Regions from separate parts of the Mus musculus genome. Here region 2 is linked to region 1. A link is a loop called in an ENCODE intact Hi-C map of the cell type or tissue named here. Cell type or tissue: left cerebral cortex. All regions are shown on one strand. Links, peaks and the distances in the headings refer to the core of each region. The heading gives the core; the rest is flanking DNA. Region 1 overlaps 4933406B17Rik (a long non-coding RNA gene). Region 2 has its middle 14 kb from the start of Prss54.

What was found. Peaks named below come from ENCODE experiments on the same cell type or tissue, not always from the same donor. Only the 100,000 strongest peaks of a DNase experiment are listed, where the experiment ranks them.
Region 2: a loop joins it to region 1, with 3 times the contacts of the local background. A loop is called at or near these places in 5 of 42 quality-filtered maps.

Annotation. Positions count from the first base shown.
Region 1 is chr8:95,498,683-95,514,567 of GRCm38, reverse strand. It overlaps 4933406B17Rik (a long non-coding RNA gene), which reads right to left. Exons shown (of 4, transcript XR_879118.2): 3 at 15,712-15,817; 4 at 11,159-12,200. Among named protein-coding and RNA genes, the nearest start is that of 4933406B17Rik, 10 kb to the right of the region's middle. In left cerebral cortex, for the core only: a CTCF peak has its summit at 8,104 (motif pointing right); DNase peaks (open chromatin) are centred at 8,167, 8,759, 9,463 and 11,938; H3K27ac peaks cover 613 bases.
Region 2 is chr8:95,581,769-95,597,653 of GRCm38, reverse strand. It overlaps the pseudogene Gm31518. Among named protein-coding and RNA genes, the nearest start is that of Prss54, 14 kb to the right of the region's middle. In left cerebral cortex, for the core only: a CTCF peak has its summit at 8,124; DNase peaks (open chromatin) are centred at 8,040, 9,650, 10,159, 10,662 and 4 more places; H3K27ac peaks cover 3,433 bases.

The DNA.
Region 1 (15,885 bases), core at 4,243-12,242:
GAGAGAGTAGGCTGGGCTGGTAAGACCCTGGACTCAGCCACTGTCAGGTCCAAATGAAACCGGGGGCAAGTGACTAACTATAGTGCTTATTAGCATACCAAAGCGCATGCTGGCACCTTGGCCTTCTTAACTCTTCTCACCCAACCCTAACCTAAACTTCTTCAGCTTATGGGCTTCTCTTCCCCCAGCTTCTCATTCCTATATAACCCTGCCATTTTGGCCATGTGCTTTCTTGGCTCTCTCTTGGTCCTTTTTTCTCTCTTTTGCCCATCCCCACCCCCCATCTCTTGGTCTTCCCCACCTCCTAATGGCCTGGTCCATTCTGCTGACCATGTTTAATCTACTACGTTCTCTTCTTGCTCTGGACCCTTCCAGGTGCATCTAGCTGTACTCTCCTTTATATCTACAATTAAAAAAAAAAAACAAAAACAAAACTCCTCAACCATACCTTGCAGGAGTCACATCACTTTATACATGTGGTGCTGAAACCCCCACTTTATACAGCCATTAGCTTGTCTGTCAGATAAAATCAGGTGTGGTAGTTCATACTTGTAATCCCAACACTTTTGGGAGGTGCAGTATGATGGCCATAGACTTGAAATGAGTATGGACTATAGAGTGAGCTCCAAGCCATCTTGAGCTAGAGTTATGACCCTATCTGAAAACAAAAATAAATAAATAATAAATAGTCTACAACTTTGAAGATACTTTTATGTACTTCTGTAAGCGTCCCAAGTGGTCCCTGAGGGTCACACAAATAATGCCCAGAGGCAGGAGCTCTTGGATCATGAAGGTAATCAGCTTCACTGGTGATTAAAACCATGGGCTCCTCCAACTTCCACGCACACAGGCCTGGAGTCCATGACTCTTCTCCAGCTCCCCTCATATGCAGTAGATTAATGAACCTGGCTCTACTTGCTCTGGATGGCTCCAAGAAGCCCTCATGCATGCATGGCCTAAGTCAAAAGGGTCCCTTGTTTCCCTGGGTTTGGAAAAGATGCCTTCTTTAGGACCGTAGAGATGGACTTCTGTGTATGTTCCAACTGCATAGTGGCTAAGCTGGAAGGGGAGGAGAGAGCTATCGCCACCCTCTCTAACAGTGAGTCACCCTGTCAACATGCCCTTTCCAGAATTCAACTTGCAGCTGGTTTTACCAGATCCCACGGAGATGGGGCCTGCCCTTGCCCCTGCCAACCCAGAACTCTCGCCTTTGCCCTCCTCCCAAGTCAGAAGCAAGAAACATGCCAGGCCAGAACTGTCTGAACTCTCAGACCCCTTCCTGGTCAAAACTCTCCCTGAGGTCTCTGTAAAGAAAAACAGATTATTATGGGATGGCTAGAGTCAAAACAGAAACCTTTGCCTTTCTCTCTTCGCCAAGCCTACATTCAAAGGAAACTCTTATTAAGGGCTTGGTGTGGAATCGTCTAGATTTTATCTATGCCTAGTCATTTTTCAATTAATTTTTAATTTTTCAAGATGTAGAAAGGAACTGGGAATGTATCTTGAAAGGAACTGGAAATGTATGCCAGTGGTGGAGCACTTTGCCTGACATGTACAAGGCCCTGGGCTACACACACACACACACACACACACACACACACACACACACACACGTACATACGTACGTACGTATGTATGTACGTCAGATCAGACAAGTCAGGGTCCCCGTCTAAGGTACTGCATTCTCATAGAGAAATATAACACAACCTATTTATCTTTTTCTTTTCTGTTTCCATTATTTTTTCTTTTTTTACATTTTATTTCTTTTCTGTGTTGGAGTATTTTGTCTGCATGCATGTCTGTGTGCCACATGCATGTCAGGTGCTCAAGGAGGCCAGAAGAGGGTCTCAGTCCCCCTTGGACTGGAGTAACTGATGGTTGGGGGTGTTGAGAATCGAACCCAGGTCCTCTGCATAAGCATCCTAAGAGTTTAACTGCTGAGCAATCTCTTCAGCCTCCTAGTTGTCTCTTTTGTTCTTTATCAAGATCATTTTTTTGGTCATATTCATGCACACTTGTGGTACTAACAAGTCAAATACTATTTCTAGACAAAATCAGTAATGTCCTCATCTCCTGCCTACGCACCCAGTCACCATCTGTGAGCTCTGATTCCCTAAGGAAAGGTCACTCTTGCATCTGTCTCTCTTGGCATCTGCCATCTTTATTTCTGAATAAGATACTTCCTTGAGATGCATTGATCCCTTGACCCTAGGCGTGACTGACTGCCATGCAGGGCCTCACGTCTCCTCCCTCCATTCTCCCCATAGAGTTGTATGACAAATTCCTCGTCCATTTTTATTGTAATCAGTGAAGTACTTTTCCTGCCAAGATACGGCTCTCAACTTTAACTGCACACTGAATCACCGGAGGACCTCTAATTGCAAAGCCTAGGTTGTGCTCAAATCTCTTCCATCAGGCTGAGAGTGAGGAGCAGTCTTCGGGACTTTTTGGTGTTTTCCAAGTGCTTCTGATATTTAGCCAAGAATAAAAACCACTACTACCAGGCCAAGGACAGTGGATGCATTATTTTCCCTGTTCCGAGTTTCCCACTGGGAAATTTTTCACACTTCTTTAATTTCTTTTCTCCTCCCTCCCTTCCTTCCTTCCTTTCTTTCTTCCTTCCTCTCCAACAGAACTGTAAAACCTCTCTGAAAGCGGTTGTCTACACTGCCAACCACATCCATCCAGAATCGCCTGGAGGTCTCACCACCCCGCCCGCCCCCCCCCCCCCCCGCACACACACACACACACACACACACACACACACACACACATTGCTCAGTGTGTCCATCTGTCCCACCACACTCTGCATGTCTCTGTCACATTCCCTGCACCCTGCCTCCTGAGTCATTTTTTTTTTGAAGTGCTCGCTTTCTTTTGGTGGATCAAAGCTGTGCAAAGGGTGCACGGGGATATAAGAATACTTTTATTTTCTCTTTCAATCTGATGGATCGAGTTTTTGTTTGGTTTAGAATCCCTAATTTCAAAAAAAAATTTTTTTTTAATTATTTCCAAGCCAGGCAGTGGTGATGCATGCCTTTAATCTCAGCACTTGGGAGGCAGAGGCAGGTGGATCTCTGAGTTCGAGGCCAGCCTGGTCTACAGAGTGAGTTCCAGGACAGCCAGGGCTATACAGAGAAACCCTGTCTCAGAAAACAAACAAACAAACAAATAAAAACAATTTCCAAATTATCTTTTTGAAGTGTTCTTTGTAGAAGAGCTCTTTGCTGTAAATGTCTATGGCTCCTCTTTCAAGAGTTATCTTCTTCCAGGTCTCGTGCCCATTTTGAGTGCTGGAAAAGCTGCCAGAAGCGATGTCCCACTCACTTGGAAGCAGTCGATGACTCCTTGCCCCCTGGATGGAACACCTCTGAGGCATGTTCTTTCTGCACACCGCCCTGCAGGCCCCCAGGACGATCAAGCTCCATTCATTCTCACTATGCACTGCCTTAATAACACGCCAGCCTATTGGCTTTCTCCCATCCCAGTCTCACTGCCCAGCCAGTCCTCAGCCAGTGTTCTCTGCGGTTACCTGCCTTTATTTTTTGTGGTGCTGAGGATCAGGCCCAGGGCCCAGTGTGTGCTACAAATGCTCTACCACTGAGTTACACCACAACCTTGGCCTTAACAAAATCACATTTTTTTTTTACATTTATTAAGTATTTGGAGGAGTGCTCACAGGTGGGCCAGACCTGTGAAGTGAGTGGATCCTTCCACCGTGTGGATCCTGGGAATTGAACTCGGGTCATCAGGATTCGAAGCAGGTGACTTTGCCAACTAAACCATCTTTCCAGCTCCGAACATTTCCCTGAAAGGCGCTCTCTTGCTGTTATGTGAAGGCCTAACCTGGTTCATAGCATCTATACGTTAACTTCCTGAGTTTCTCCATCGGTGCCTGTCCAGTTTCCTGCTGTGGGAGACATGTGCCTGCGTAGCAGAATCCTTGAAGTCAAGTGGCCAGAAAGGTGAGGCTCACGTGGACTTTTGCACATTACCCCCGGTTTTAGAATCACCCTCTTTTTTGGCCCCGGCCTGTGTCTTTAGGTTGCATGTTTCCCTGGTTTATAGAACAAACCTGCACCAGGGTCCAAAGGAGTAGTTGTTGGCCATGCTACATTTGAAAGGGCTCCTGGGACGTTACTCCAAGGATAGCTGATGTGAGAAATACTAAAAAATGACAGCATTCATTTTACAATCTGTTTCTGTGGGTGGAGGACCTGGAAGAGGACTCTGCTAGGGGCTCTGCTTGGGATCTCCTGTGCAGTTCCAGCCATCTAGATGACAGAGCTGGCCAGACCTCTCCCTCTGTGTGTGTCTGTATAGTCTTGGCTTCTCCCTGTGTTTTCCCACACAGGTTTCTTTGAGGTTTGGTGGTCTCGGGAATGTTGACTACTGACTCAGAAGCTTAAGCTTTCAGCGTTAAGAGAACCAGCCTGGGAAGTAGGGTACTAGCATTTCTACTGATTTCTGTTGTCATGAATCAAACGATGCTCCATTGAAGGAACAGGAACATAGACTCCATCTCTCAGCAGGAGGAAGGCCCCAGTAACATTGTACAGTAGGACATGAAATAGATACAGAGCAGTTCCACTCCAACTCCGATACATCATCTGACCCAGTTCCTAGCATTTGGGGGCTGTCGGTCATGAGCCGTCCTGCTTTGGGGGAACGTTAACCACATCAGTGTATGCAAGCCAAGAGAACCCAGCAAATCCACATTTTAAGGGGCAAACTTTCCAGGTAAGATTTTGCCAACTTAGTCCATCGAGAATAATCATTTCTCGCAGGCATCAGTACAGTGGGAGGGAAGCCAAACGACGTTGATTTTCCCACCCATGGAAGTTATGCCCCTGCAGGAGCCTTAGCTACTCCCTCTTCAGATGAGGACTATTATACACTGACATGTTTAAGCCTTGCAAATGGCAATAGGGTATCCTCTACGAGGAATACACTTGGCTACATTTGTAGCTGACCTGGGAGCCATGTGGCCTGTGAGTACTGGCTCGGAGGACGCACCTGGCAGAGGTCAGCACCTCTGAGACAATTCCAACTCAGTCCGTTCAGCTGCTCTCCCCTTCCAAAAACTCACCTGCTGCAGCCCCTCTCTGCTGCTCCCTTTGCCGGCTTTTGATGGGTTTAACCTCTGAGGATTGTTTACTGTGAGTTTTGATTAATCTTTAAGATGAGACAGAGGATTTTCTCAGCCTCTTACTCTAACTGAGAAGAAGTGCCTCGCTTTCCACTTCTCTCCAATATAATTGCTGTGGCCTTGCCTCATTATGCACATATGCAAGCGTTCATACCTCTTGGTATAATTTTACATCTATAAACATGGATCATGCTGTGCACATGGCTTGGCAATTTGCTCTTCTCACTCAATATATATTCAAGGCATCACCAGTGTCAGTATATAGAGAGCCTCCTCGTTCATTATTATGGCTGTGTAATGTTCCAAAGTTAGGGACAGGAATTATAGTCCCGAAGAAAGAAGAGAACGATAACAGCAACAAAAATCACCTTTGTCATTCCTTATGCCTCTCCCTAGCGGGGCTTGAGGGGGGATACTGGGCAGGTGGGTGGGGTGGGGGTTGGAAGGGGTTCATTGGTTTTCCCATAATTCTAATCATGGTGTGGACACTCAGGACTCTTCCTATTCCTTTGTAGCACCTTTTATTATAAAGCAGGTTTTAAAAAATATTTATTTATTATTATACATAAGTACACTATAGCTGTCTTCAGACACACCAGAAGAGGGCGTCAGATCTCATTATAGGTAGTTGTGAGCCACCATGTGGTTTCTGAGATTTGAACTCAGAACCTCTGGAAGAGCAGTCAGTGCTCTTACCCGCTGAGCCATCTTACCACCCCCACAGGTTTTCTTGGCTTTGGCATGGGTGACATTTGGAAGATTAAATTTTGATTTTTTGATTTTTTTTTTTTTTTTTTTGGTAAGGACATTCAAACCACGGGACACACATTTGGTTTCTGTCCCTGCTTGTAGCTTCTGAAGCCCTTGGAGTCTCTAAAGTCATAAGAAGCAGAGACGGGAAGATGAATGTTAAGGTGAGACACTCATTGATGGCCAGCGACTTGGTCATGCTTACCTTGGAAATGTCCATGAACACCCAGAATGCATTCTGGTTGCTTTAGGACAAGTGAACTCATAGGACCTGCAGAAGGGCAGCCAGTAGGGTATGAGGCTCACTCCCCTCTTCCTTTGGCTCTGTATGCCACACTCTGTTATCTGTAATCTTTCTTATCTCTTTCCTAATAACCAAGTGATTGAGCCCCAGGGGGGTTGGAGGAACCTCAGTTAAGGTTCTCAGTTGGTCGGAAGCACAGATTACAGACTGTGCGTGAGACTGGTACCCAGAGTGGGGGCCGGACCCTCAACCTGTAGGATATGACTCTGTCTCCAGGTAGAGCTCTATGTTAAAACTGAGCTAAATTGTAAGTTGCCCAGCTAGTGGCTTGTTAGCAAATCTTGGTGGGATACTTGGTGTGTGGGGAGGGGAGAGAAACACCACAAATCTAGTACTGAAAGTGTTAGATAGGCAAGAATAGAAAAGGATACTTTCTCTGTTATTCTTCTTTTTCCCTATGTATATGTTTATAAGAACTTAAACATAATCCCTTTCTTTGTGTCTGTTGTTGTTGTCGTGTGTGAGAGAATATGTAGTATGTGTGCCCATATGCATGCATGTGCAAACAAGAGCAAAAACGTCTCTGTCTGCTGCTCTCCTCTAACCTTCCTTTTACATATGGTAATGTAATATTTCCCCGGGCTTTAAGTACCCAGAATCCTTTGCAATGTCTCTTTTATGCAAAGCAAAAGGAGACCCTTCTGGTACAAGTTCAGGTATCTTCTATTCTAGAGCATTACTTTCAGTACCACGTTTTTAATATATAATTTTTTTTAAATTTTATATGCATTACTGTTTTGCCTGCCTGTGTGTCTGTATGAGAGCCTCAGGTTTCCTGGAGCTGGAGCTACAGACAGCTGTGAGCTGCTGTGTGGTTGCTTAGAATTAAGCCTGGCTCCTCTGGAAAAGCAGCCAGTGCTCTTAACCACTAAGCCATATCTCCAGCCTCAGTATCAGTTAAAATTTTTTTTTAAAAAGATTTATTTTCTTTCATGTGTATGAATTACTTGCCTGCATATGTGTCTGTGTACCGTGTGCATGCCTGGTGCCTGTAAAAGTCAGAAGAAAGTGTTGGCTCTCCTGGAAATGGAGTTCCAGATGTTTTGAGCCACCACATGGGTGCTGGGAATGGAATCCAGGTCCTCTTCAAGAGCAGCAAAGCTAACCACTGAGCCACCTCTCCAGCCCCAATATTGTTTTTTGTCATACAGAAAACGACTCTTGTTCCTTGTCAAAATATTATCTGGAGAGTATTAAAAACCTTTAAATTCTTATTAAAATGAGCGTGCACCCAAGATATGTTTGTTAGCAGGCAGATGTTAGATGGTACAAAGGACCATCTTTCCTCTTACAGGAAAGAGTTGTATGTCCCATATCAGAAAAGGCATGCTAAAAGCAGTCTGTCCTGTTCAGAACAAAATTGATCAATGGCCACAGAACAATAAAATCTTTGGTCTATCTTTTATATATGTGTGTGACAAGGTCTCACAATGTAGCCGAGGCTGGCCTCACACACTCAATGTTACTGACTCATTTTCCCCATTATAGATGCGCATGCCTCAACATGCCTGCTAGGATGTTAGCCTTTCTTAGCAGACAGAAATTATTTGTCTCACTGCTGAAATTCTGTCAGTTAACATATAACTTCATCAACTCTGGCCTCCAGGGAGGAGTCTGCTTCAAGTCCAACGAAGGTACATTTCTAAAAAAAAAAAACCAAAACAAAACAAAGACAAAAAAAAACCAAAAAACAAAACAAAACCCGGAAACCACGCCATCTGCTCTGTTGCACAGTGCTACAGAACCCACTGAAAAGACGCGTGCTGCTCTTTTGTTTCTTCAGTTTGGGGGATTTTCAAACGTTCTTCTTTTTTTTTTTTAAATTTTATTTATTTTTATTTGTATACATGTATGTGTGAGTGTATGTATGCCAAGTGAGTGCAGATGATCCTTGAGGCCAGAAGAGGGCGCCAGATTCCCTGGAGCTGGAGTCACAGGCCATTGTGAGTTGCCCAATGGGAGGGCTGCTGGGATCCAAATCCTCACCCAAATCCTCCCAAAGAGCATCTGGTGATCTTAACACCTGAGCCCTCTCTCCAGTCTCTTCTTCCTCTTTACCTCCCTCTCTCCCTCCCCCCTCCCCCCTCTGAATCCACATCGTACAGCATAATTTCTCCCTAAGGGAAACCAGCAAAAGCTCCTGTAGTCCTTTCTCCTCTCCCTCCTCTTCCTTCTCTCCATCCACACTCCAGGAAGGTGAGGCTAGTCCCCTGAGACATTGAGTTTCCTTTAGTCACTGCTCGGACCAGGCTTCCTGCCTGCTCACCTTTCTCTCTCCTTTTCCTCTTTCTTTTCTTCCTCTCTCTCTTTCTCCCTCTTCTACTCCAATTCTTCCTCCTCTACCCGCTGCCTCCCTTCCTCCCAGGAACCCCCTTCCTTCCTTGCATTAAAAAAATATATCCTATTTTATTGAAATATGATTCATATACCATAGAGCCATTTAAAGTACATAACTCCATGGCTTTTGACAGATTCACACAGTTGTACATTCCTGTCACCCTAAAAAGAAGCCCTATCCTGATTAACAGTCACTGTCATCTCCTCCCACCCCTTAGCAACCAGGAATCCACATTCTGTCTCTACGGATTCGCCTATTCTAGAGATTTCTATAAATAAAGTCATACAATGTGTGGGGCTTTTGTGACGGGTTTCTTTCACTTGGCTTAATGTTTTTCATGGCTCATTCATGCTGCAGCCTGTATCAGTAATTCACTATTTTATTACCAAGTAATATTGCATCAGACAGATATACAGAATTGTACTTAGTCAGTCAGTAAATACATGGGTTGCCTCCACCTAGGAGGCTATTAGGAAAAACGCTGATGTAAATTCTTGGAGACCACTTAACTTTTATTCACTGGGGACAGGGATGAGAATTTGTTAATGCAAATTATTTGTTTCTTTATATTTTTAAAAACTGTCAAATCACGCCTATTAATCTGACATGTTTTTCTGGTTGAGAGAACTATGGGGGTGGGGGCTATTTAGAAATCCATATTTCATTTTTTTTTTATTTTTTAAGTTTATTTCCGATTGAAAATTTTCTACATTCAGAGAGTGTATTTTGAACAGATTCACACACACACACACACACACACACACACACACACACACCATTCTCTCCATTCTAATTCCTCCCCTATCCCTATCACTGCTATTTCCTCTAACTTCATGAGGACTCTAGTTTAAAAAAAAATCATAGACTCCCTTTAGCGTATGGCAATCTGCGCATGCGTGTGGTGGCATCTCTTAGTGCTTTAGTAGCCTTTCAGGTGCCTGGAGGGGAGAGCTGATAGGCTGTGGGAGCCAGAGCAGTGGGAGGTCGTGGTGAAACAATGTTTTCTGGACACAACAGAGTAGCTGTGCATATGAATTGACAGCAGCTGTGGCCGCATGCACAAGACCCTCACAAAACCTCAGCAGAGAGTGAAGAGGAAGCCAGGAAGTCCAACCCTGAGCTGGCTGCTGATGGCTGCTGGAAGAGGAGTCTGTTTTCTTCCTTCAGTGTTTGGGGTTTTGTTTTTTGAGATAGAATCTCTGTTGCCCAGACTAGCCTGGCTGTGAACTTCTCAACCTCCTACCTCACAAGTCCTGGACTTCCAGATACAGGCTACCATGCTCAGCTAACTTTATGTCAACTTGACACAAGCTAGAGTAATTGGAGAAGAAGGAGCCTCAGTTGAGAAAATGCCTCTAGAAGATCGGACTGTAGACAGGCCTGTCAGGCATTTTCTTAATTAGCGATGGATCAGGGAGGGTCCAGTCCATTGTGGGTGGTGGCCTTGGGTTCTATAAGAAAGCAGGCTGAGCAAACTATGTGGAACAAGTCAATAAGCAGCATCCCTCCATGGCCTCTGTATCAGCTCCTGCCTCCAGCCCTACTTGAGTTCCTGTCCCGACTTCCTTCAGTAAGAGACTACTGTGTAGAAGTGTAAGCCAAATTAACGCTCTCCTTCTTCACTTGCTTTTGGTCCTGACGTTTCATCATAGCAATAAGAACCTTAAGTAGGGCAGTGGTATTTGAGAGCTACCCAGAATAAAGTGTCCTCCTTCATCACTAGCAAGTAAATAAGTTGCTGCCTTAAAAAGAAAAAAAAAAAAAAGGTTAATCCTTCAGGGAAGCGTAGGCATCTTAGAAAAGTCAATACCATGTTATTTATTAGCTTATCAGATGAGTGGGAGTTTTGACTCATTGAGAAGGGCAGGGAGGGATTCCAGAAAGCTCCAGTAGAAATCTGATAGCACTGCCTAGGAGCCACATTCCAGGACACAGCAAAGGATCAGGTCAGGTCAGTGGCCCCAAAGCACAATTGACATCGTTCACCAGTAAACAGACAGTGGCAGCAAGTGTTGGCATCAGGACCTCCGAAACCTGTGACATCACAGGTAACAGCGTAACCTACATGCCTGTTGCCAAGACAACGGCCACCATATTCCCAGAATCCATTGGGCTCACCTCCCACCTTTACCTGTGATCACATCAGCTTCCATATATATGTGTGTATATATATACACATACATATATATATATATATGTATATATATATATATGTATGTGTATATATATACACATACACACACACACACACACACACATATATATGGAACGCCTCTCCTCTCTCTCTCTCTCTCTCTCTCTCTCCTCTCTCTCTCTCTCTTCCCCCTTTCTCTTTCTGCCACCACCTTCCCCCTCTCTCTCCCAATAAACCTCTTAACTCGAGAAACTGCTTTGGCTTGGTGTTCTGTGTTCAGACTTTAGACGCTATTCTAACACATCAGCAAGTACCACACAACCACATGTGCTTGTCTGACCAAGCCCTCTCAGACAGTCAACAGCTTCTCCAGTGCAGGAGCGAGGATTTAAAAGGAAGAGACGATTAGACAGTGCTGCAGCATGACCCCAGTCAATTCTGAGACTGAGGCAGGTTTATTTTTTCCCAAACAGCCTTTATACCATTTTAATTTCATGCAAGTATTAAGGTCAGTTCTAGGTTAAAGAACAAGCAAGACAACAAACACAGATAGTCAAGGAACAAGCAAGGCAACAAACAGAGTCCCACGATCACCTCTGTGATCACTGTTTCTAAGGGCTTATCAGGGTGACCAAGGTGTCTGAGCCTACTTCACCGCTCTAGCCCAAAGTCCTATTCTTGCCTGAAGTCTACTTCTTTTGTTATTTTGTTGTTGTTGTTGTTGTTGTTTCCTTGTTCTAGCCTAAAATTAGATTCCTGCCTGAAGCCCATTTCCTTGTCCTTGGCCAATATCAGATTCCTGCCTAGGGACCCCCAAAAGTTCTCCACATTTGTCCCTAGGTTTTCAGTTGTATTTATATCATGGATACCCCAACCTGCCTCTCAGAGCACAGGTCCCATCCAGTTAACCAGCCTCCCAAACAGACTCCCAGACCTGCGTTTTCTCATACCTGTGAACCAACCTCCTCATTTACCTTTATGGCTGGTCTCCTGGCTTTCACGTTCACAGTTAGAACAAGGCCTTTGAGAGCCATCCCCCTCCTCTGTTCAGCGTGTTCTGATAGCTTCCGATCATGGTCATTTGACAAATCAGAATCTTTACAATGGTCCATAAATGTCTGCCTCCATCATTCCCTGTTACAGGGCTGTGTGATTCCTGCTGTTCCTCCCACATGGCAGGCACTTCTGCCCAGGCCGCTGCAGAGGAAGCTGAGTCCTGCCAAAACACTCTCGTGCCAAAACCTGCACGGTGAATGAATGCTCTTCCTTCATAGCCTCATAGGGACTTTTTTTGTAACATCCTCTCCTCCAGCTGCAGGAGCTCTGCATTGCCAGACTGAGCACGGTTGGAGGCGGTATGAAGACCAGAAGAGGCAACTCTAGGACAAGTGCTGTGGTTTTAGCTTGAGATGGACACTTTAGACTCCATTCAGAGCTTCCGATATAGACAAGTGCAGTAATGGGGGCGGGACGAGGGAGGCCGAACACACTTCACATCAATATCATGACTTCTAAAAACTGTTCTCTACAGAAAGGAATAAGGACATCTTGAAGTGGTCGTCGGCCGCAGAGCTGGGGCAGGAAAAATATATCAAGAGCCTGGAGCATCCTTTCTAACTAAATTATTGCTGGGGATAGTGACGGACGCCTTTAATCCCAGGAAGCTGGGCGTTCAAGCCAACCTGAGCTACCTGTGAACTTTATCTCTAAACAAACAAGCAAACAAACAAATAAAAAATCCTCAGAACCCAGTTGGAAGGAGGTCACTCCAGCAAAATAACAGACAATTTGAACATAAAAGTAATTTATTGCCAGGCAGTGGTGGCACATACCTTTAATCCCAGCACTCAGGAGGCAGAGACAAGCAGATGAGGCTAGACTGATCTACTCAGAGAAAAACTGTCTGGAATTTTTTTTTTTTTTTTTTAATGCATGAGGGTTAACAATGCGGCTTGGTGGGGAAATGCGCTTGCCTGATCACCTGGGCTCCATCCTGGAACCCACAGAAGAATGAAAGGACTGAGTCAGACCGTTATCCTCTGACCGCCACATGTGCACCATGGCGTGAGCACGCACTCACAGGCACACACACGGACACATCATATAAGCAAGCACACAGCAATTTAGCTTTAAAAAAAAACCAAAAACTGATGATAACAATTGTTTGTTGAGACAAAAATCTCTATATGTAGTACAGGCTGACCTTGGTCTTCTATCTTCAAATCACAACCTCTCAAGGGTTGGGATAACGTCTGTGCCTCTAACCTCAATGCCATAGGACTCTGCCATAACTCACTTAATAAACGAGTTCATGCCGGGCAGTGGTGGCACACGCCCTTAATCCCAGCACTCGAGAGGCAGAGGCAGGCGGATTTCTGAGTTCGAGGCCAGCCTGGTCTACAGAGTGAGTTCCAGGACAGCCAGGGCTACACAGAGAAACCCTGTCTCGAATAAAAACCAAATAAATAAATAAATAAATAAATAAATAAGTTCTTAAGTGTAGTGTTTGTTGAGGACCAAGGAAATTACAGTCTTCTTTCTTTCCTTCCTTCCTCCCTCCCTCCCTCCCTCCCTCCCTCCCTCCCTTCCTTCCTTTCCTTACAGATTTATTTGTTTCATTTATATGAGTACACTGTAGCCGTCTTCAGGCACACCAGAAGAGGGCATCAGATCCCATTACAGATGGTTGTGAGCCAAGATGTGGTTGCTGGGAATTGAACTCAGGACCTCTGGAATTGCAGTCAGTTGTCTTAACCACTGAGCCATCTCTCCAGCCTCCTACAGTTTGTTTCTTTGTTTGTTTGTTTGTTTGAAAAATGCCTCCTAAAAGTTGTATTCATTAAAAAGGTAACATTGTAGTGGGGAAGTCTAGCCCAGTGCTACCCTGATTTAAGTCACTAGCTCTGGGGATTGGACAGTGGACACTGAGTGACCCAGTAAGGTGGAAAGGGATGAGTCTGACTTTTATTTTTGTGTTGTTTTCACCCAGGATACCTGAGCCAAGTCATGAAGAAATGCCCGACAGATACCTCACTGAATATTCTCCAACAGGTCTCCATCCTTCAGACAGATATGGAGAAACTGTTGCCAACCAAAAGGGCTGAAGAAAGTTGGGCTACTAAAGCTGTAGGGGACCCTGACAGTGAGCCCTGTGTGCAAAAGACCTGACTGGAGCAGATGACATTACAATTAGGATTAGACAGTCATGATGCAGAGGCGGTTGCAGATTTGCACAATGCTTCCACTTGGCTGGAGAATTAGGCCAGGTCCCTGCTTGGCCCGGCATTGGTTCCAGTGTTGACACCGTTGTCTATGCGGTTGCGATGGTTTCATCTTCCACCCATAGCTGTCTATGTGCCCTCTGCTTACTCAGTGAAGGGACTGGTCATCACTGCAGGTGTGTGTCATTGGATTGAGTTTCTAGATTTGAGGATGGATTCCTGGAATCTTGTGTTACCATTGCTCTGGGAGCAGCCCAAAGGACAGGTCCCCTGGGCCGTAGAGATCATCTCTACTATGTAGCCTTTCATGCGATGGTGTTCCAGTCAGTTGTGTGGATCCCAAAGCATGCACACTTCCTAAAGCAAAGCCACAGAGTGAGATCTGTAGTGTGTGTTAATTTATTCATCTTGGGGGTGCAGCAGCTAGTGTCTATCAGGAGAGGTAAAAGGTAGTCCGATGGCAGCCTAAAGGTTGTCCTACACTGAAAACAAAAAACAACTAGAGCAGCTGGCCTTGCAGGAGAACAACCTTACTCCACAGCTCCACCATCTGCAATGTGACAAGCAAGGATCGTGCCAAGGTCACAAGTGCCGCTAAAATGACTGTGATTTGGTTGATTGATTGGTTGATTGATTGATTGATTTTTTTTCCATTCATTCCTTCCCTCCCCTGCCCCCTCTTTTTTCCTACATCCAGAATGAAGGGAACTACTAAACTTTCCATAGAGGCTACTAAATAGTGATGTAAACTTTTTGGCAGAGTGCACAAGCCTGCTGAGTTCTAGCCACAGGCTGTGGCTGGCTTGTTGCTGATAAGAGGGTACCTTATCAGCAGTGGTGGCGCATGCCTTTAATCCCAGCACTTGGGAGGCAGAGGCAGGCAGATGTCTGAGTTTAGAGGCCAGCCTGGTCTACAAAGTGAATTCCATGACAACCAGGGCTACACAGAGAAACCCTGTCTCGAAAAAACAAAACAAAAAATTAAATTAAATGAAATTTTAAAAAAAGAAGAAGAAGATACCTACAGTGAGCCTTTGAGTGGAAGAGAGGTGATGTAGGATTAAAGTGGGGGCATAGGCTATGGGTTGCCCCATTGTAACGGGATAGGCAACTTTAAGCAAGAGGGTAGATGTGAACTGGCTTCTGCAGAGAAAGCTGGCTGGATGCCATGATGGATTTGATGAGTGGGAGGCTGACGATAATCCTGAGCAGGACTAAGACATGCTTCAAAGAGCAACTAACTGGCAGGGGAAAGCTGGTGCCTTTGCAAGGCTCAGTGGGCATTATTCCTGTAGAGTTCAGCCTATTTGGCTGCAAATGCCCTGCTCAGCCAAGCACACTGGAAGCCACTTCAGGGAAAAGACTGCAAATCTTCCTTCATGTTTCCTCACCTGAAACCCCAGATTGAAGGTTCATCTGTTAGGTGTCTTCATCCTGACCCGGTTAAAATGCAAGTCCCTTTGAGAAAGCATTGAGAATCCTGTATTTACAATGTTTAAGGCTAGAGATACTTCAGATTTTGTTAGATTTGGGGATATTCTCATATGCATAATGAAATATCTTGGGAGATGGGACCTAAGTCAAAACAGGAAACTCACTTCCATCTCCTATGTATGCACACAACCTAGGGGGTGATTCTGTACTGTGTTTTTGGTAAAGTTGCTCACCCGAAATATAAAGTTGTATGATACTCAAAAAGTTTTGGATGTAGTGCTGGAGAGCTAGCTTAAGCAGCAAAGGGCTTGCTATACAAACGTGAAAATCTGAATTTTGATTCCTAGAACCCACATAAAAGTCAGGAATGATGGCACATACCTGTAACCGCAGCACTGGGGGAGTGGAGGCAGGCAGGTTCCTGGAGCTCATTGATCAGCCAGCCAGCCTGGCCCAAGAGATGAATGTCAGGTTCAGGAGAGCCCCCCTAAAATAACAATGGAGAACAATTCAGTAAAGACACTCAACCTTGACCTCTTACTTCCACGTGCACCC
Region 2 (15,885 bases), core at 5,020-13,019, 82 kb before region 1:
TAGGCATACCCATGGATCCACTGATGGACACTTAGAACATTCTCCACTCACCCTTAAAGATATGCCCATCCTTCCTAAAAGACATCTCAGGACATGGAATATACAGGAATTATGTTCTCCTTAGCTTCTTTTTTTCTTTCCTCCTTCAATCCTTTGTTTGTTTTATTTGGTTGGTTGGTGGGTTTTTGTTTTTTGTCTTTTGTTTTTGAAACAAGGTCTCTCACTGTGGCTCTGGATGCCAGGAACTGGATATGTAGATCTGGCTGGCCTCAAACTCACAGAGAGCCATGTCTCCTGGCCTGTTCTCTTTCATAGCTGTATTCCTTTTTTCTATCTGGTCGTAAAAGACTGCTGTAAGTGGATAAAAAAGCCGCCCGCCTCTGTTGTGTTACCATGGCCTTCTCTCTGTTACTCCCTCCAGTGCTTTAATATCTGTGCACACATAGCCAGATGGGAAGGTTGACTCTCATGCTTCACCCGAGGCCCCAAATAGGTATAAGCAACCCTGCAGATGCCAAGAGCCCCACCTCCTGAAGCTGAGGGCTAAAAATAAATGACCTCCTATATGAGACATCGTGATAGGCCGTCATGAGATGGCTTTCAAGCATAGCTCTGCTGTTACTATCTTCAAGTGGTAGTAACCCTTACATGACCTTCACAAGACAGGGCCTGTTGATAGACCCTCTTAGGAGGTGGTGGGAGGGGTCAGTCCTCAGATGTTTGAGATTCCAGCCCCTCCCTCCCTCCTGTGTTCCCCTCCCCCACACCCTGTTACTGTTCCCTAGCTATAGGTATTTCTGTCTCGGCTGTTATGTGGTCTTGGGAGGGACTTGTTACACAGAGGGAAGAAACCATCTGCAGTTTCCTGGAGACCATTACCCATGCTGGGGTGGGTCTTCTTGGTCATCCTATGAGTCATGTTCCTTAAGTACCCTGCACCCGTGGAGATGGAAGCAGGCTCAGTAAACTCCATTGGCTCAGTGAACTGCTCTTACGGAGTGTACATTTGCTCTTTGGTCTGTTTTGGGGGCCTTATCTGGGGTGGAGAGGCATTTGCTCACATCCCTCCAGGGCAAGTCATACAACAGAGAGAGAAAGCAATGGCTGATCTGAGGGTTGGGGCGTAGCTCAGACGATGAGCATGCGCTTAGCAGGCACAAAGCCCCGGGTTAGCAATACATGCAATTAAAGTGTAAAATAACTGTTAGTGGATTGTCTCTGTAAAACGATACAGTTTTGAAAAATAATGACCTGAAATAAAATTCAGAGCAGATGACTAAGAACATAAAACTATATGCTTAAGTAGAATGTTATAACATACATGTATACATAAATGAATATATGAGTAGTAAAGAACCTAGCTAGGATGGCAGGTACTTCTTTTTTGACATTTGTCTGGATTTCAGTAATTTTCTTTTTTCTTTTCTTCTTTCTCCCTTTCTTCTTTCTTTCTTTTCCGTTTTCTTTTTTTTTCTTTTTCTTTTTCAAAACATGGTTTCTCTATGTAGCAGTAGCTGTCCTGAAACCCACTCTGTAGATCAAGTTGGCTTCAAATTCAGATCTGTCTGCCTCTGCCTCTGCCTCCAGAGTGCTGGGGCTACAGGCATGTGCCATCACCATCCGCATGAAATTTCCTTTTTCTTTTCATGTGTATTCATACAGATGAATGCTTGTATCATGTGTGTAGATACAGGTGTGTGTGTGGTGTGTGTGTGTGTGTGTGTGTGTGTGTGTGTGTGTGTGTGTGTGTGTGCATGTGTGCATATGGAGGCCGGAGGACAACCTCTGGTGTCATCCTCTGGAATACAGCTCAACTCCTTTGAGATAGCTGCTCATTGGCTGGAACTCACCCATTAGGCTAGACTGAATGGGTAGCGGGCCCCAGTCCACACACCCATGGCTCCAGGCCCAGCATTTTTATGTGGGTTATGAAGATCCAGCTAAAATCCTCATCTTGCAAGGCAAGCATTTTACCCCAGCTGAGCCACCCCCCACCCTAGCCTGAATTTTAGAAAATTTCTAATTGAAAAAAGGACACATTGTGTGTGTGTGTGTGTGTGTGTGTGTGTGTGTGTATACTGGGAGATGGCTCAGTGGGTAAAAGTGCTTGCTGAAGAAGCTTGATGACCTGAATTGGATCCCCAGAGCCCAAGTAAACCGCCAAATGTGGGGCCAGAGAGATGACTTCACTGTTAAAAGCACCTGCTCCTAAATGTGAGGAGCTGAATTCCATGCCTGGGACACACTTTGTAGGAGAGAACTGCACGGTGTCCTCTAACTTCCTCGTGCATACGCCATACCCCCGCCCTGTCCCCCCACGTGCACGCGCGCGCGCGCATGCACATGAGCAAGTGTTGCTCACAAGCGCAGCAGCAGCAGCAGCAGCAGCAGCAGCAGCAGCAGCAGCAGCAGCAACAGCAGCAGCAGCAGAAACATGAGAGACCCTGCCTAACAGGGTGGAAGAACTCCAGAGGACCGACACATCATGGTGTGTGTGTGTGTGTGTGGTGTGTACAAAAGTAAAGTAATAAATTAAAAATAATATTCCAAACTCAATGCCATTATTACGCTTTACTGTCTTTGCTCTGATTTGCAAACAACACGGGAATGGAAGGCGGGTGGGGATAGCTCCCTTAGCAAAAAGGCTTAACAGCAGCTCTGACTGATTGTGTTCCCTGGAAAGGGTCAGATTTCCTCAAAGAACATGTAGCTTGCTGCTTGGTTCTCATGTATTTGTAGCTGTGCGGAGACTAATGCAGTCGTCCTGGATCTATGGTTAATCAGGGCTCAGAATGTCCGTTGCCATAGACACAGAGGATTCGGCTGATGTGACCGCGGCCGTTCGCTTCCAGGGCTGGTTAAAAGTGACTTTCTGCTGTTGTTGTTTTGCTTGTTTTGTTTTTCCAAGACAAGGTTTCTCTGTGTAGCCCTGGTTGTCCTGGAACTCTGCTCTATAGACCCAGCTGGCCTCGAACTCAGGGATCCGCCTGTCTACCTCCGGTGAACTGGGATTAAAGGCTTGCTTCATCACACCCTGCTAAGAGTGACCTTTTAAAACAGAAGCTTAATTCTCTTTTCCTGCCAAAGCAGGGCCCCAGGGACCATGTCTAATGAACTCATGTTTTGACAATCATCATTAAAACTTATTTTTTAGAACTGCCCTGGGATGTGTGCTGGGTCTCTCTAGATTGTAGATTCCAAAACCATACAAGATTAAAATAAAAAAAAAATCTTCTCTGCACCCTGCCACACCCCTTTACCTCCTTACACAGCAATGGCCACACCCCTTCACCACCTTACACAGCAATGGCCACACCCCTTCACCTCCTTACACAGCAATGGCCACATCCCTTCACCTCCTTACACAGCAATGGCCACCCCTTCACCTCCTTACATAGCAATGACCACACCCCTTCACCTCCTTACACAGCAATGACCACACCCCTTCACCTCCTTACACAGCAGTGGCCACACCCCTTCACCACCTTACACAGCAATGGCCATACCCCTTCACTCCTTACACATCAATGACCATACCCCTTCACCTCTTTACACAGCAATGACCACACCCCTTCACCTCTTTACACAGCAATGGCCACACCCCCTCACCTCCTTACACAGCAATGGCCACACCCCCTCACCTCCCTACACAGCAATGGCCACACCCCTTCACCTCCCTACACAGCAATGGCCACACCCCTTCACCTCCCTACACAGCAATGTCTTATTTTACTTGTCTTCTTGAAAGTGGCTTCAAGTTTTATTTTTGAGACAGTGTCCAGGCTAACCTTGATCCTCCTGCTTCAGCCTCCCAAGTCCTGGAATCATAGGTGTGAACTATCAGACTCAGCTGGAAAAAGGTCTCGATTATGAAACTTGTTTAATTTAAAATGCGAGTACCTTTGTAGGTCACATCATCCTGATCCTGTCTCCCGCTTTCTGCAGTAGCTTTTATTACATGTCTTCTGCTGTTCTGGTGAGGTGGAGGCGAGCGGCTTCCGGCAGTGCTTGTCTTGAAATGTCCTGATTGCTGGTAGCTTTGCGGGATCTAGCAGTCTTGGCTGGCAGTTAGTAGTTTCAGCAATGGAAAAATTCCATTTTGTGCTTTCTTGGCTTGAAGGAATGCTGATGCTTTTGCCTTTGTAGGTGAGCTGGTGACTTTTCCCCCTTCAGTCTTTCTTCTCTCTCTCTCTCTCTCTCCCTCCCTCTCTCTCTCATATTCTTCCTCTTCCTTCCTTTCTTTTCTTTCTTCCTTCCTTCCTTCCTTCCTTCCTTCCTTCCTTCCTTCCTTCCTTCCTTTCTCTCTCTCTCTCTCTCTCTCTTTCTTTCTTTCTTTCTTTCTTTCTCTCTTTCTTTAATTTCGATTATAATTACATTTCTCTCTTTACTTTTGCCAAACCCTCCCATATACCCCTCCCCCATCTCCAAATTCATGGCCTCTTTTTTCACTAATTGTTGTATGTATGTGTGTATGTATGTATTCCTAAATATAATGTTTAGTCCATATAATGTTTCTTGTATGTTTTCAGGGCTGAGCACCTGGCACTGGACACCCAATTGGTGTGTTCTTCCTGGGGAAAGCCACATCTCCCGGTCCCAGCTTTCTCCGTGGCCTAAAGGTCTTTGTGTAGAGTTGAGGCTTCGTGAGTTTTCCCGAGTTTAATATGTTCATTTGGTGTCCTTGCTCAGCTTTCATTTGGGTAGTCATATTGATGAGACTTTAGGACTATAGCTTCTGATGTTGCTAGAAGACACAATCTCACAGCAATTTTATGGAGTTTGTGACCCCTTGGGAAAAGGCCATAGATTCAGTGCAATTATAATTAAAAGATTTATTGATTAGCTGCTAGAAGGATGAACCATCTCTGAGCCAAATTTGAGATTGCCGTGGGGGGAGGATGTCGGGTAATGGGGAAGTATTTTTAAAGGGGAAGACCTTCAATACCCATGCAAGCAAGCAAAGACTGTTACATTCTGCCAAGTTAAATTGATTACAGGAACTCAAACACTCTTTGGATTCTGGGTGAGCAAGTTACAGAAGCCTTTTAAAAAGCATTTAGTCATATCGTGGCACGTACATGATCATGACTGTACATTTTTGGATGGGTGTGGTCACCGAGTCAGGGTTTCTGGGAACTTATCTTCTAGGGACTGGAGTCAGACACAAATGGCTGGTAGGTAACGAGATGGATGCTTAGCTTTAAATGGAGCTTCTTGAGCCCTAAAACTCTCCCATCCGTTGATTCTCACAGTCTTTCTGTTCCTTCTTCGACGACGTTCCCTGGGCCTCATGTGCAGGAGAGTCTTGCATGTTCCCACTGGGACTGGGCCTCACAACTCTGTATTTTGATTGGTTGTGGTTTTATCTAGCAGGTTCCATCTGTTGCAAAGAGAAGTTTCCTTGATGTGGTGGGGTGAACACGACACTTTTAAAAACCTTTAAAACAGTTTTTTTTCATGATCTTTTAAAATTATTTATTATGTATCTGGGTGTTTTGGCTACATGTCTATGCACCACGTTCATGCAGTTCTCACGGATGCCGGAAGAGAGCAGTGGGTCCTCTGGAGTTGGAGTTGCAGTTGTTAGTGGCCTGATATGAACACCGAAAACCAAACCCAGGTCCTCTGCAAGAACCACAAGTATTCTTAATCATTGAGTCTTCTCTCCAGCCCCCAAATAGTGTTTTCATATACATCCATGTGCCTGCTTAGGTTTACATGCACTATATATGTACGGAGCCCTCAGAGGTCAGAAGAGGGTATCCAGGTCTCGTGGAACTGGAGTGAGAGTTGTGAGTCATCTGGTAAGGACCGGAACTGAACCCAGGTCATCTCCAAGGGCAACTGCCCCATCTCTTAAATATTTTTTATTTGATATGTAGGACTGCTTTGTCTGCATGTATGAGTGTACTGCATGTCTGCGTGGTACACATGGAGGCCATAGAGGCCCTGAAAATGGAGTCGTAGATGATTGTGAGCTGCCACCGGGGTACTGGGAACTGAACCCAGGTCCTCTGCAGGTGCTCTGAAGCCCTAAGCCATCTTGCCTCAGCCCCACTCTCCAGGGGCTTGCTAAGTTGTTCAGGGTGGCCTTGAACTGTGATCCTCACACCATTTGTCTTTCCTATTAGAAGCTTGTAGGTGGGAAGCCATATTTGATTCATTCATCCGGACCTGGGCCAACATGTAGCAGCTACTCAATTAACATGTGTTAAAAGAAAGACAATGGGGATGAGGTCATGTTGGGCATTTCTGACTTGGTGATCTGTGGCAAGTTGGATGAGTGAGGAGTGATGGGGTGACAGATAGTGGCCGGGCTAGCAATTGCTGATGTCAGGGGACTTGGTGACCCTGTTGGGTTGCTTTGTGCCTGTGGGTGGGTTGGGAAGTTCTAGACCATGACGCCCAGGGCAGATGCCTGGCAGCAGAGAGGAGGGTGGCTGGAGGAGACAGGGCACAGCAAAGGCAGGGCATAGCGTGGGGCCCAGACCTGCAGAAAGTCTTGGGGTCTTGAGGCAGAGGTGGGCATGGCAGACATGGAGTCAGGGGTGGGGGGCTGCAGTGCCCGGCTAAGAATAGCTGCAATCCAATACCCCTCTTGCCTTTCTCCAACTGTCAGGTGGGGTGTAGGCACCCCTAAATTCCTGTCATCCCAGTTGGGCTCAGTAAGATAAGGTCGGCATCCTAAGATGCCAGTTTCTTCATCAGGGCACATCTCAGCAAGCTAGTCTGACAGGTGCACCTCATGCAGACTTCTACACTGCTTTATTCAGCAACAAGGGACCCATGGAGGGACCTGTGGCATCCTTCCCTAAAATATCTCCTCTGTCTTCTCTTAGATGTAGGTGTGTGTGTGGGGGTGTGTGTGGGTAAGTGGGTGTGTGCATATGAGCACAGAAGCCCGTGAAAGTCTGAGGTGTGAGATGCCTCTGGAGCTGGAGTTCTTGGCGTTGTGAACTGTCTGCTATGAGGATGCTGGAGACTGGAGTCGGGTCCTCTGCAAGATCTTAACTGCTGAGCCATCTCTCCAGTCCGACTCTTTTTTGTTTTCCCCCATACATGCTTATTGGCCATGATGCTAAAAACATCATGGATTTTCTGAAACATAAACTAAAATCCATTACCGTTTTGTTTTTATACTAGAACATTATTAAAATTATCTGGGCTGCTTTGGACACTACAGAGAGGCTGGCAGATGACAGCTTGTGTCCCATAAATGTATATATATATATCACAAACTTATTAAAGGAAAAGTACAAAATTGAATAAAACCAAAAATAAAAGAGGCCTTTCTCCATCCCGCCACCCCCACATCCTTAACTCGCTGCCATGGGAGGTGCAGCTATGTATAGCCCGTCAGACATTTTCTAAAGTGATCTATTCATAATGTGTTTAGGGGGAAAAAATCAGTTCTACTTCCTACTTCCTGTTTTTTGGCTTGCTTGTCTCCACAATGGATGGTTTCTCGGAGGTCCAGGTGTTGAACTGCATCCCGTTCTGTGGCTGCAGATTCTCTCTCTGTGTAACATTCTGCAAGGTTCCTACAGGGTCTATGGTCTTCGACGCTGTCTTCTTTAATATGAAAGGTTTAGCTTCAAAACCAGCTTCTTAATTAGCAAAGGGATCCTTTGGGGGCGGGGTGGGGGGCTGGTAGCAAGTTTTGTCCTTTGTAAAGCACCAGCTGGTGGACAGATGCCATGAGCCTCTCACTTAAGGGAACTCTAAACCTCCTCTGGGGACACGGAGGTCCCAAGTGGAACTGAACAATGGCCAGTCCCAGAGACCCGGGGAAGCCGAGGCGGTGGTAGGTAGGACAGCTCACAGCCCCGGGAGAACACGGTTAGGCATTTTTCTGTTTCCTTCAGGGCTTTGGTTGTTACCATTGAGAAGTATAACACAAGTTGGTTTATGTCTGGGAAGAACTCCGCCTAGGAAGACAGACTCTCGATACAGACTTGGGATAGTGTCTCTCCAGAGAGACACTGCCATCACATGGAACATAGAAATCCCACCGAGACTTGTGGGACCATATTGGCTGTAGAATTGCTGATTCATATTTTTTAAATTGGTGACAATTCAAATGTCCACGGACAAGTGTTTTTGCTTACATGTGAAACGTTCTGCAGAACCTCGCGCGCCCTGCTGGTGGTGCTGTTTGGGTAGATTATGGACCTTTTGGAGGCTGGGCCTCTCCGGAGGCAGTGGATGGATGCAAGAGGCAGCTGTGGGGTATAGCCAGGCCCTGCTTCCCTCGGAAGCTCTGTGATTATTCACTGACCAGGTGTCAGAACCAGAGCCATCAGCTCCCGCTGTCCAGCCTGAGCCATTCCGACTTCACAGCCATGTTGGATTGTGCCACATCCTTGACCCACACACCAGAATCCTTCCTCCCTCAAGAAATGTCTTTCGGGTCTTCCATCACAGAGACAAGAAGTAACAAATGCAGCAAGAGAGAGGATGGAGGCTCTCTTTCAGGACGGAATTCGTGGGTAACACTGAGAAGGAGCAGACAGATCATAAACCGAAGAGCAACAGAATGTTAGGTGGGTGCGAGACCATGTGAAGACCCACACAGTATTTGACAGGTAGCAAATCACCAGAATTCTATTACTGATGACGTCAGAGCAGTAAGAAGGGAAAGGATTTCCTAATGGGGCCATAATAAAGACTTCACCTTCATTTGTGAGTCTCTCTCTCTCTCACACAGTCATCCTTTGTAACTCTTGTTTTTCTTTCTCTCTCAGCTTAAAGGTGACAAAATTTATGTTATGTATGTGTGCATATTCATATATATATATATATTGTGTGTGTGTATACACATATACTATATACATACATGTTTCTTTTTTAGGGTGTATCTTAGTTACTGTTCTATTGGTGTGAGTAGACACTATAACCAAAGCAACTTATAAAATAAAGCATTTCGTTGGGGGCCTGCTTACAGTTTCAGAGTGTTAGTCTACTATTATTAGCATGGTGGGACACATGGCAATAGGAACAATAGCTGAGAACTCACACCTGATCCACAAATTTCAGGCAGAGAAAGAGAGAGTGAGACTGGGCCTAGTGTAGGCTTTTGAAACCTCAAAGCCCACCCCAAGTGACATACTTCCTCCAACATGGCCACACCTTCTAATCCTTCCCAAACAGTTCCACTAACTAGGGGGCCAAGCACTGAAACAAATAGGAGTTTGAGGGGGCCAGTCTCACTCAAACTACCACACTATGGTGTGTGTGTGTGTGTGTGTGTGTGTGTGTGTGCGCACACGCATATGTGCTCACTTGTGCATGGAGGCCAGAGTTCAACACTGGGTATCTTCTGGTACTGCTACAAACCTGGAGATGATCACTTAGTCTAAGGCTGGCCAGTCGTCTGTTCCACCTGTCTCTGTCCTTCAGGATTGAGTTTACAGACACACACTGTTGTGCCCAACTTTTACACGGATACTAAAGGTCTGAATTTATGCTTGCCTGGTAATCACTTGAGCCACTGAACGAGCTCCACGTGAAATATACACACTATAGAAGGCTTGTCACAATCAAGCTAGTATGTAGCTCCACATGCTTTATTTCACCCGCTCGAACATTGCAGATCTGTTCTCTTGGCAACTTTTAAGCACAGGACTCATTGCTGTTACCGACAGCCACCATGTCGCACGATGGATCTCAGGACTCAGTCATCTGCCCAAGTGATGCTTTGCTCCCCCATGCTGCATTTCTCCATCCTTCACCCCAGGCCCCTGGCACCCACCGTTCTGTTCTTTGCTTCTGTGGATTTTTCAGATTCCATACATACATGTTCTAAAATAGCTGTATTTCTGTGTCTGCTTATTTCCCTGAGATAACGAGACGATGCAAGTTCATCAGCACTGTCACAAATGGCAGGATTTCCTTCTTTAAGACTCAGTCATATTCCAGGCTGCATAAATACCATGTTTTTTCATTACCCATTCATCTGTAACTGGGCACTTAGGTTAATTCCATACAGTAGCTATTTTGGATCACACTGTAAGAAGAAGGGAATGCATTCATCTCTTTGATATTCAGATCTCACTCCTTTGGCAGAGTTCTATTTTTAAGTCTTTCTTGAGGGACCCACATAGTTTTCCAAAATAGCGACACCAATTTAAATCCTTCCATCTCTGCACAGGGGTTTGTCTCTACACCCTCACCAATGCTTGTCTCCTGTCTTTTTTAAAAAATGGCTGTCCTAACAGATGGTCAGGAATGCTGAATGTGGTTTCTGTATACCTGCCAGCCACTTGCATGTCTCCTTTTGAGAAATATCTACCTTTGACCATTTCAGATTTTTTAAAAATGCAGTATCTGTTGTTGAACACTGGGTCTTTCAGTGTAGTCCAGGTTGACTCAAGCTTGCTGTCCTACCTCAGCCTCCTGAGTGCTTGCTGGAATAACAGGCACACGCTATGGCCCTAGCACTTAGTCCACGTGTTTTGAATGATATAACTTTTCTCTGGCTATTGATTGAGTTGAGCTCCTTGGGTGTCTTGGATGTCACCCCCTCCCCAGATGCACATCTGCAAATACATGTTCCTGCTCTGAAGGCCATTCTTCATTCTGTCATTTCCTTTGTAATGTGTTTAGTTTGCTTTCTTCTCCATAGGCTGACACTGTACAAAGCTCACAGCTCGTTGGTCTGTTTTTGGCTTTCGTCTCTATGCTTTGGAGCCGTGTTCTAAAAAATCCTAAAACATCAACTCTCCCCCATGTTTTCCTCTACAAACTTCAGTCCACAGTTTCAGGCCTTATGGTTAAGCTTTAATCCATTTTGAGATACCTTTGAATACTGCGTGAGAACAGGATCTATTCTTATGTGTGTGGATACCCAGTTTCCCCCACAGCGTGTACTAAAGGGACTGTTTCCTCTTGGTGTTCTCTTGACAACTTGGTTGACAATTGATCAACTGACCACAAACACACATGGGCTCTATTCTATTCTACTGGCCTAAATATCTATTTTTATTCCAGTACCATGCTGTTTTGATTAGTATAGTTTTGTAGGACACTTTGAAATAAAATAGTGACAGGCCTCTAGCTTTGTTATTTGGTGGCAAATTTTTTTTTTTTTTTGCTTGATTCAGGATTTCCTGTGGCTCCATTTTAGGATTTTTTAAAATAACTATTTTATGTATACAAGTACACTGTAGCTGTCTTCAGACACACCAAAGGAGGGCATTGGTTGTGAGCCACCATGTGGTTGCTGGGAATTGAACTCAGGACCTCTGGAAGAGCAGTCAGTGCTCTTAACCCACTGAGCCATCTCTCCAGCCCCACCCCCACCCCTAATTTAGGATTTTTTTTCTTCTTTTACTATGAAAAAAAATGGCACAGATTTTTTTGTTTGTTGTTTGTTTTTTGAGAAAGGATCTCATTGTATAGATAAGGCCAGCCTCAAACATAGAAGTTCATTGGCCTCTGCCAGCTAAAGGGTTGGGATTAAAGACATGTGTTGCATTGTTATTATTATTATTATTATTATTACTATTAGCCTTTCAATTTTTGAGAGTTAGGGGTTGCATATAACCTGTAGATTAAGAACTAGATATTTTAACACTAATTCTTTCAACCTCAAACAGAGACTATTTCCCCAGTCATTAGTATCTCCCTTCATTACTGTTTCATGGCTTTTAGTTGATAAATGTTTACCCTTCTGATTAAACTTAGTCCTGAGTATTTCTGTGCTACTGTTATGAGATTGTTTTCTTTATTTCCTTTCTCACATAGTTGGTTGTTACTGTATAGAAATGGTGCTAATCTTCTCTCTGTGTATGTATTCAGGTGTGTGTGTAGATACATGTGCATGTGCCTATGCATGTGTGTGTGTGTGTGTGTGTGTGTGTGTGTGTGTGTGTGTGTATGAGAGAGAGAGACAGAGAGAGAGAGAGAGAGAGAGAGAGAGAGAGAGAGAGAGAGAGAGAGAGAGAGAGGGAATGTGTGCCTGTGGATGTGCCAGAATAGGGGCAGGGGTTGTAGCTCAGTTGGTAGGGTTCCTACCTAGTGCACACAAAGCTCTGGGTTTAATCCCCAGCAATACATAAACATGGTAAAGGGCAGCACTTGGGCAGTGGGAAAAAATCCGTTAGGATCAGGAGTTCCATCGTCTGCTATACAGCAAGCTTAATGTCATCCTTGAAATTATGAGACCCTGACTTAAAAGCAAGTTGGCAAATCTGTTGTGAGTACATACGTACGGAACTAAAATCCAGAATTTGGAGAGGGAGCTATACACCAGGGTTCAAACTAGCATTCCTCACAATAGACAAAGGATAGAAAAGTCCCATAAGTGCATCCATGGATGGATGGATGGATGGATGGGCAGACAAAATGTGGTATTTACAAAGGAATGAAGCATCTAGGGAGATGCTCAGTGGATAGAGTGTGCAATGTGTAAACTTAAGGTCCAAAGTCCACAAAATCCCAGGTGGCTGTGATGACCCACTTATAATCCCAAGACTCAGAACAGAGGCAGGTAATGACCAGTGCTAGCTGACTATGGCTACGAGCCTTATTGGTGCTCTCTGGGTTTGGCTGAGAGATTCTACCTCAGTGGAGAGCAATTGAGGAAGGTTTCAGATGTCATCCTCAGCCGCCCCACTCCCTACACACACATAAGGAATGAAACTCTGACACATGCCCCAACACACACAAACAATAAAGATAGCACATGAAGTGTCAGATGCAATGAGACAGATACAGTGTGGATCTAATTATATTCCGGGCCACAAGTAACCAGATTCCTCAAAACAGAAAATAGAACGGTGTCTGTTGACAGAGGTCATGGGCGTTACAGTTTGATAGAGGATGTTTCCCTTTAAAAAGATGAAAACTCTCTGGAACCAGTCGTGGTGGTGCACACCTGTAATTTCAGCATATAAGAGACAAGAGGTAGGAAGATCACCGTAGGTTTGAGGCCAGCCTGGTCTACATAAGTTTCAGGCCGGGCCTCCGGGACCGCTACATAGGGAGATCTCCTGCTTCAGAAAAAGAATTCTCTGCAGAACAGTGGTGATGTTGCACAACACCAATACACCAATACATTAGCACCACTGAACTGCTGTTTAAAAGTTTTAAGTGATGGGGTGGGGAGATTCTATGCAGATTTATCACAATAGGAATAAATGAATGAATAAGACAAACTAGTAAAAATGGCAGCGTGAGGAACTCTAAAAGTCTGCCATTCCAATAAAAACAAGTGAAAAATCTAATGAAAACCATTAAGGCTAAGTTTTTCAGAACTCTGGGAACCAAGGCCTTAATGGAACCAAAAGAATAAGTAGAATGAAAACCACCCAGTCCACAGGAAGGCAGCTCTGTTGTGTCTGGCTACAACATCCAACAAAGAATCATGGGTCACACAAAGGACCAAGAAGGGATGGTCTGCATGCAGAGGACTTACACGGTGCTAGGGATGAACCTAGGCCCCACCACTGAGCCACATTCCCTGGCCAATTAGCTATTTTCAGAATATTCAAACAACTAAATAAAGATAATAATAAAATTATGGAAACAGTGAATGAACAGAAAGACACTATTAGTAACTAAAGAGCTAGAACGTACAAGAGGACCCAAATGGGAATTTTGTAGCTGAAAGGCATAATACTCTTCCCCCACACCTCAAATTCCATAAAGCATTTCAGTTGCAGATTAGAATAGCGAGGAAAAGTATAATTTCCTCAGGATATCATCAGGCCTGAGAAACAAAAGATAAACGAACCAGGATACCACCAAATGCATCAACATGCGAATAATGAAAAGAGAGAGACAAAGGGGCAGAAATAGTCATGGTTACAATGGTCAGAAAAGTCCCATTTGTAATGAGAATGTGACTCCAGACAGGCAAGAAGCCCAACAAGCTTAAGGCAGGTAAGTACGAATAGTCACTATACTGGCTAGTTTTGTGTCAACTTGACACAGCTGGAGTTATCACAGAGAAAGGAGCTTCAGTTGAGGAAATGCCTCCATGAGATCCAACTGTAAGGCATTTTCTCAATTAGTGATCAAGGGGGAAAAGCCCCTTGTGGGTGGGACCATCTCAGGGCTGGTAGTCTTGGTTCTATAAGAAAGCAGGCTGAGCAAGCCAGGTGAGGCAAGCCAGTAAAGAACATCCCTCCATGGCCTCTGCATCAGCTCCTGCTTCCTGACCTGCTTGAGTTCCAGTCCTGGCTTCCTTGGTGATGAACAGCAGTATGGAAGTGTAAGCCGAATAAACCCTTTCCTCCCCAACTTGTTTCTTGGTCATGATGTTTGTGCAGGAATAGAAACCCCGACTAAGACAAATTGGTACCAGTGGAGTGGGGTATTCCTGTGACAACCTGACCATGTTTTGGGGAGGACTGTGGAAGGACTTTGGAACTTTGGGCTTGAAGATCCATCCATTGTTAAGACCTCTGTCGGATGTTGTGTAGGAGCTTGGAAGATAATGTTGAGAACACTGCAGAAGTTGGAGCTCTGGTGTGTGAAATTTCAGAGGGAAAATTAAAGACTCTTTTCAGGGCCATTCCTGTTTTGATTGTGAAGATTCTGTAGTTCTGGTTAGCTGGGGCTGAAGAATCAGCTGTGATTAACAAGATACCAGAACTACTAAAGCAAAAACTTTGCATTACTGGGACTATTGATGCTGGTTAGCTGGAGCTAAGAAATTAGCGGTGATTAAGAAGAGACCAGCATCATTGAGGTGACATCTTCTGGGAAGTATTTTCTGAAAGCACAGTGGCTGTGTTCCAGATATAGCCAAAGTTGTACCTTGTGCTGTGGCTGGACTTGGTAATGTGTAAGGGTCACCCAGGTGGTACTGGTTTTGAAGGCATGAAGGAGTTGAGCAGAGCAGCTGAGGCTTGGCACTGTGAGAGGCCATGGAAGGCCATTGGTGAAAGTGCAGCCTCAGTTGCAATTGATGGCCCAGGACTGAAGGGGTCATGCAGTGTTTTGGAGATGCCAGTACCATGAGATGACCACCAAGAGCAGCAGCAGCAGTGGAGTACAGGCATCTGGAGCCTAGAGGATGACTCGTGTGCTACAAAGGGCCTGGCTGGAGAAGTGACCCAAGCCCTTGGAGGAGCCCAGAAGATCGTGAGTTGGATCCCAGACATTGGACAGTTGGAGATTGACTTTTGCTTTTGATTGTGACTGTGCCCTGATATTTTCCCTCTTGAAGGAAGAAACTGTTTTAGTGGAGCCCACAGTTAAGAGACTTTTAATTGTAAAAAGACTTTGGATTTTAAAAGAGATGGATATTTTAAAGAGATTGAAATTTTAAGCATATGTAAAGACTGTGGGACTTTTAAAGTTATTTAGAATGGGGATGAATAAGATTGTAAGGGTTGAGGCTTACTAGTGATGTTTTTGTGTGTCAAGTTGACAAGGGGTCAATTGTACTGGCTAGTTTTGTGTCAACTTGACACAGCTGGAGTTATCACAGAGAAAGGAGCTTCAGTTGAGGAAATGCCTCCATGAGATCCAACTGTAAGGCATTTTCTCAATTAGTGATCAAGGGGGAAAGGCCCCTTGTGGGTGGGACCATCTCAGGGCTGGTAGTCTTGGTTCTATAAGAAAGCAGGCTGAGCAAGCCAGGTGAGGCAAGCCAGTAAAGAACATCCCTCCATGGCCTCTGCATCAGCTCCTGCTTCCTGACCTGCTTGAGTTCCAGTCCTGGCTTCCTTGGTGATGAACAGCAGTATGGAAGTGTAAGCCGAATAAACCCTTTCCTCCCCAACTTGTTTCTTGGTCATGATGTTTGTGCAGGAATAGAAACCCCGACTAAGACAGTCACATTATTCACGATAGCCCCAAAGTAGAAATAGTACTCTCACAGAGAAGAATGGATGGTAGTAATATTACATGTGTAGACATATGTGTAATACTGGC